Regions from separate parts of the Homo sapiens genome. Here region 1 is linked to region 2. A link is a loop called in an ENCODE intact Hi-C map of the cell type or tissue named here. Cell type or tissue: ovary. All regions are shown on one strand. Links, peaks and the distances in the headings refer to the core of each region. The heading gives the core; the rest is flanking DNA. Region 1 overlaps LOC107984402 (a long non-coding RNA gene). Region 2 has its middle 290 kb from the start of SORL1-AS1.

Region 1 (2,917 bases), core at 111-2,610, 130 kb after region 2:
GACTGTAATTCAGGGACTGGCATGTACGTTGTATCTTGGTGCCAGAGCATGTGGGGCAGCGGATGGCTCTGGAGCACTGAATGCACCCTGTTGTGTGGCTCCAAGTTCTCAAGATGCCTGTGCAGTGCCCTGGCATTTCACTGCAGCCAGAGGGGCAGCTGGGGTGGATTTCTTTTTTTTTTCCTGGCATTTGCAATTTAGGACCTACCTTCTCTAAGTATCCTCCCTGAGTGGGTTTTTCTGCACTCCACATGTATATTTTCACATTTTGCTGATTGGTAATATTTAATGTGTGGGTAGAAGTGCTGTGGCGATGAGTGCTTCCTATAGTCAGACAAATCAAAGCAAGAATGATTGTGCCATTTTAGTGAACAAATTGCTTTGTCCATTCTACCTCTTGCAGAGCTAAGAGGATGCAGTGCGTGCACGCGTGCACACACACACGCAAACACACGCTCTGTTCTTTGCCCTCAAGGATTTTTTTTTAATAGCACACCAGAGCTCTGGAATTGGCAGGGACTTTATAAATGATAAAATTTATCCCCATTCTTTATAGACAAGGAAATTGAGACCTAGACAGGAAAGAGGCATGTATGCCAAATGCCACAGAGCGAGCAGGGGGTGCAGAGATTAGAGTACAGATTCATGCTGTGGCCTAGGGTTCTCTGTATACTTCACCACCTAAAATTACCACACTTTTAAAAAGGAGGAAACCTGGACTTGCAAGATTGATAACTTGTAGTGTTGTATTTTAAAAGCAATGAATTTAGAAGAGTTTCACAGATATATTTCTTTTTTTTTTTCTTTTTTTTTTTGTTGAGTCTCACTGTGTTGTCCAGGTTGGAGGGCAGTGGTGTGATCATAGCTCACTGCAACCTAGACCACCCAGGCTCAAGCGATCCTCCCACTTCAGCCTCCTGAGTAGCTGGGACGACAGGTGCGTGCCACCCTGCCTGGTTAATTTTTATTTTTATTTGTAGAGACGAGGTCTTGTGATGTTGCCCAGGATGGTCTTGAACTCCTGGGTCCAAGAAATACTCCCACCTTGGCCTCCCAATGTGCTGTGATTATAGGCATTAGCCGTTGCACCCGGCCCTTAGAAAGGTCTTGAACTCAGGTCTCTGGACTACCAAACCAGAATCATCTTATGGGAGTGGCATGTGGGTGGTGTTTAGATGTGCTTGGAAAAGCAGTGGTGGAAAGAAAACCATTCAAATATTCTCCAAGCACCATACTCTGAGTCCTGAACCCCTTCAAGCCCTGACCTCACCATCCCCAGGAATTCTGCTGGCTGTATTTTTCTTAAACATTTTAAGAGACTGCAGACATCATGGCTCAGGGTCTGTTGAGATAGACTGCTGAATAGATATTCTGACACAGCCCTTCTGGTTATGGTAGTGATCATTCCCCTGGTACCATGTTGCCATGGTCAGAGTGCATTACAAGAGAAGGGTTGTCTTGAACCTGCAGCCTCCATCCTTCTCATTTGCAGAAGCCCCACTGCCTCGAAGAAAGAACTGCCCAGGGCCGCCCACTCTAGCACCTTGTTCTCATCTGTCTTCCCTTGACAACAGTCCGTATGCTGAAATAGTCTTTCCCATCTACTCTTAGTGCCCCTTCTTCCAGCTAAACTGCCCTGTTTTGAGTTTCAGTGCTGTCAGCTGCTTTCTGTGGTGATGGTCAGGAGTCTCACTCATTAGTCTATTTGAGGACACTTTCGTTAACATGGAGAATGCATGTCTTTTGGCATTTCAGACTCGTTGGCTTAAACAACAGAAATTAATATTCTTACAGTTCTGGGTGCTGGAAGTTCAAGATCAAGGTGCCAGCTCTTGAACTTCCAGCACAGTTCTCCTGAGGCGTCTCTTCTTGGTGTGCAAACAGCCACCTTTTTGCTGTGTCCTTACATGGCCTTTTCTCTGTGCATACGCATTCCTGATGTCTGTCTTATAATAAGGACATGGGTCATATTGGATTAGGGCCCCACTCATATGACCTCATTTAACCTTAATCACCTCCTTAAAGGCCATGTCTTCAAACACAGTTATATTGGGGATTAGGGCTTCAAGATATGAATTGGAGGGGGGCATAATTCAGTCCTTAACACCACCATAGATGGTTTTTCTCTAATAAACATATCTGCAGTCTTATCACAGAGGAGTAACTCTCCATTAGCACTTCCACAGCAAATGAGGGAGGTGTTTTGGACAGAGGCTGCTACTCCTTAATTCACATCTGTTAGGCTGCCTACAAATAAAGCTAGATATGAACAACTGAAGATTTTTGTTCCAAGTCTACATGGATGGTTAAGTACGTAATAAAATTTCCAGGATTATAACTCCTGAAGCAGCCCGGGTGGCACTTTCGGTAGGTCCAGGGAGTTACCAAAGTAATGTGCCTGTATTCCTTGGGGGCCAGTTTCATTTTATTTGACAACTTAAGTTTCCATTTTAAATATTTAATTTTAGAAAGTAGGAAGATGTATATGGACATCTATTTTGTAAGTGTGTGTGTATATTGTATATCATGTATGTAAGAAAAAACTTTCTTCTACCATGAGCTTTAAGAATTTTCTAGAAGGCTTACAGACTAGATCAGGTGCTGGAGAAAAAGGTCATGCCAGTTAGAGGCTTACATGTGGACTGCGAGGCCATGTTACTGTGACATTGAGCTGGACACCTCTGTAAGGGACTGTTTAACATCAATAATATCTAACATATAATGAACAATTACTTTGACCAGTCCTCACTATAACTCTCTATGGGGTGTTACATTCTCCCCATTTTACAGAGAGAAAACTGAGACATTTAGAAGTGACTTGCTCAAGGTCACAAGACTAGTCTGTGGGAAGGTGTGCCTGTCTGATATCAAAATCCAGACACATTTGCATCTACTTGAAGAGACAAAGCACAAACAC
Region 2 (2,917 bases), core at 181-2,680:
CAGTGCTTTTAGTTATACTTAGCAGGAAGAATATGGAAAGTTATGCCCTCTTCATCTTCCTGGAAGCAGAATTATATCCATATATTACATTTATAATAAGAAAAACATACATATTTTAAGGAAACAAAACAAAATGACTTAAATTACAGCTAGAGTCATTTGAGTAAATCAAGACGTGCTTGTCTGATTCAATACAGAGATAATAAAATTGGTGGCCATGGTAGTGAGTAATGATTAAAAATAATAGCCACTTGTTATTGAGCACATGCTATGTGGTTTTTACATATTCTCCATTTGTATTATTCCTTACAGAAAACCTGGGAGGCCAGCATTGTTCACATTTAACAGTGAAGTAAACTGAGAAACAAACAGAAAATTTCCCAATATTATACTACTAATGAGTGAAACAGCAGGGGCTCAAATCCTAGCCTGTCTTAAACCAAAACCCATGCTATTAATCCCTGTGTTTCACTGCCTCTGTAGACTGTCTTTTAGAAGATGGAAGACTGGAGGTACTTAGGTGACATCCTGTGGAGAACAGGAAATGTTTGATGTGACAGCAGTCTCCATTATCTCTGGTTTTGTAGAAAGCACTTAGGGCCTCCTTGAAGGGAACTATTTTTTGCCTACATTACCAAAGGCATTTCTACGGAACTTTTCATTTTATATGATTCCTTAAAACAACCTTGAGATGTAGGTGGAAGCCAGACTCACTGTGAAACAGATGGGGAATCTGTAGCCCAGCAAGGTCAAGTGACTTGTCTAAGACCATATGGCATTTAGTGCTGGAAGGAGACCTGGAAAGCAGGAGCTGGTACGCTTTCCACCAGCTCCCAGGGCTGCGTTCAGCTTGGGCTGTGTACCGTCACTTGGTTCTTACCAAGCAGAGTTCTTTCTAGTTTAGACAGGGCCTGCTGCAGTTAAATCAGGGCCTCTCCTCCAGCAGCCTCCTGGCTTGCACCAATTTGCAGACTGTATCTGATGGAAACCTTATGTGGAACAAAAAAACAAACCTGAAAAGCCAGGCCCATCTCAGTATCTCCATCCGCTGGATAAACATCTCCAAGACAGACGCACAGAGAGGTCAGACTCCCTTTGCCAAGTTTTTAACCTAAAGTTTGGAAGCAGCTTGCATTTTCCATAGAGCAGTAAACTATTTTCATTCCTTTTACAATGAATGACTCCTTATGGGGTGATAATTTACTTTTAACCTCTTTCAGGACCTGATGATTTTGCCTTCTTGCCTGAAAAGAGTTGTGGGTTAAAAGAAAAGTCCCATTTCTTGAAGTTTTCTTCTTTCCTATCTTTCCTTTTCCCCCTTTTGAAAGCCTGCTATGTTTGTTTCAGAGCTTTGGGAGTCTTTGGAGCCTTGCCTCTTTATTTGGAGAGAACTTGGCTCCTTCGTGTTGCCCCCATTCCTCTGCTGAATCTAATCTGACTGTTCTATTTATAATTCTTGAACAAGATGAATCTAGTCTTTGTGTTTCTTTCTGAGCAACAGCGTCCCCTCCCTAGGACTTGAGCCAGTTAACCTCTGTAAGAATCTCTTTAATTTCTCTGCAAATTGCCAGAAAGCCGGCAGCTGAAACCCTATCAGGTCCTGGATCATATCAGACCTGCTTTAAACTGGCACCCTCCTCCATCCTCCAATCTCCTGGGAGCTGATTTAGGAACAGGGCCGTGCAGAGAAATTCCCAGCAGCACTTTGGTGACGCCAGCGCAGTCTGGGAAGTCTGACAGGGAGGGGCCCACTTTCTGGAGGACGGGGAGGCTCTGAGATAGAAACCGTGCCCACTTCGAAGCATGTGTTGGTTCCTCCCAGATCCCTCAAGGTTTATGTATACATTATGTGCTATTTATCCTTAAACCTAGACTCATCATATTATTTTTCCTGGAGACCATCTAGCCGAAACCTCCTGTTTTATAGAGAAAAAATATGGAAACTAAAAGAGTCATACAGCTAGTTTGTCTAAGAGTTAATACTGTAATATAGGTTTCCTACCTTATCCATACCTTCATGAGCTTGTGAAGGCATTATTTTGATTCCGTGGACATGAAACCACTCCAATTAAGTGCATTCTTTTTATATGTTCCCTTTCTTCTACTTCCTTTCTTTATTCCCTGTCTCCCATTCTCCATTGTTACCGAGTTCTCTCTCCTACACCCAGTACAGCTCTCTCTTTTTTGAGGGGTCTCACCAGCCTCACTGGGATGTTAACAACTAAGGTTTGAGAAAGAGATGAGTCTCAGCAGCCCAGGTCTAGAGTGGACAGATCAGTGAGTCCATGGAAACATCTAGAGCTATGAAGGAACTTTCTGAGGTCACACCGCAAGTTAGTGACCAGACCAGGATTAGAGCATGAGATTCTCTTTTTTTCTGTCTGCTGAGTTCTACTCTACTCAAAAGTTCTGCTGCCTCTGTGTGGTTCCCAATTCTGATCTGGGTCTGGCATGTCCATTTAGACAATCTTTTTTTGGTCAGGGTTCTCTCTGACCAACCTGACTTTTAACCTCACATTCATTTGTAATAGAAGAAAGTTAAATCATACCCTTAAATTCAACCACGTTTTAACCTCATTTGCCATGAGTGTCCCGTTAAGACTAAATAACAAAGGGCCAAAATATTTACTTTGAGCTCCATAACATAATTGGTCTTCTTTCCTGTCATGATAAGCTAAGGTGGCCTTACAAGTTTTCAAGGATCAGGAATCAGTGTGCCCCACTGAACACATATAAAAGTATATTTACCCTTTAATTTAAAGCTATTGAGACCCATTTGAATATAACACAAATGCTACTTTAAACCAAGCCCCAGCCAGCCACTAATCTGCTTTGGGTCTGTGGTTTTGCCTTTTCTAAAAGTGTCATATAAATGGTGGGATACAGTATGTTGTCTCTTGCGTCTGGTTTCTTTCAT

The links. Peaks named below come from ENCODE experiments on the same cell type or tissue, not always from the same donor. Only the 100,000 strongest peaks of a DNase experiment are listed, where the experiment ranks them.
Region 1: a loop joins it to region 2, with 2.2 times the contacts of the local background. A loop is called at or near these places in 1 of 110 quality-filtered maps.

The regions. Positions count from the first base shown.
Region 1 is chr11:121,873,888-121,876,804 of GRCh38, forward strand. All of the region lies in intron 1 of LOC107984402 (a long non-coding RNA gene), which reads left to right. Among named protein-coding and RNA genes, the nearest start is that of MIR125B1, 220 kb to the right of the region's middle. In ovary, for the core only: no CTCF peak of the experiment used is centred there; no DNase peak of the experiment used is centred there.
Region 2 is chr11:121,740,573-121,743,489 of GRCh38, forward strand. No RefSeq gene overlaps it. Among named protein-coding and RNA genes, the nearest start is that of SORL1-AS1, 290 kb to the left of the region's middle. In ovary, for the core only: no CTCF peak of the experiment used is centred there; DNase peaks (open chromatin) are centred at 884 and 1,639; H3K4me3 peaks cover 539 bases; H3K27ac peaks cover 2,500 bases.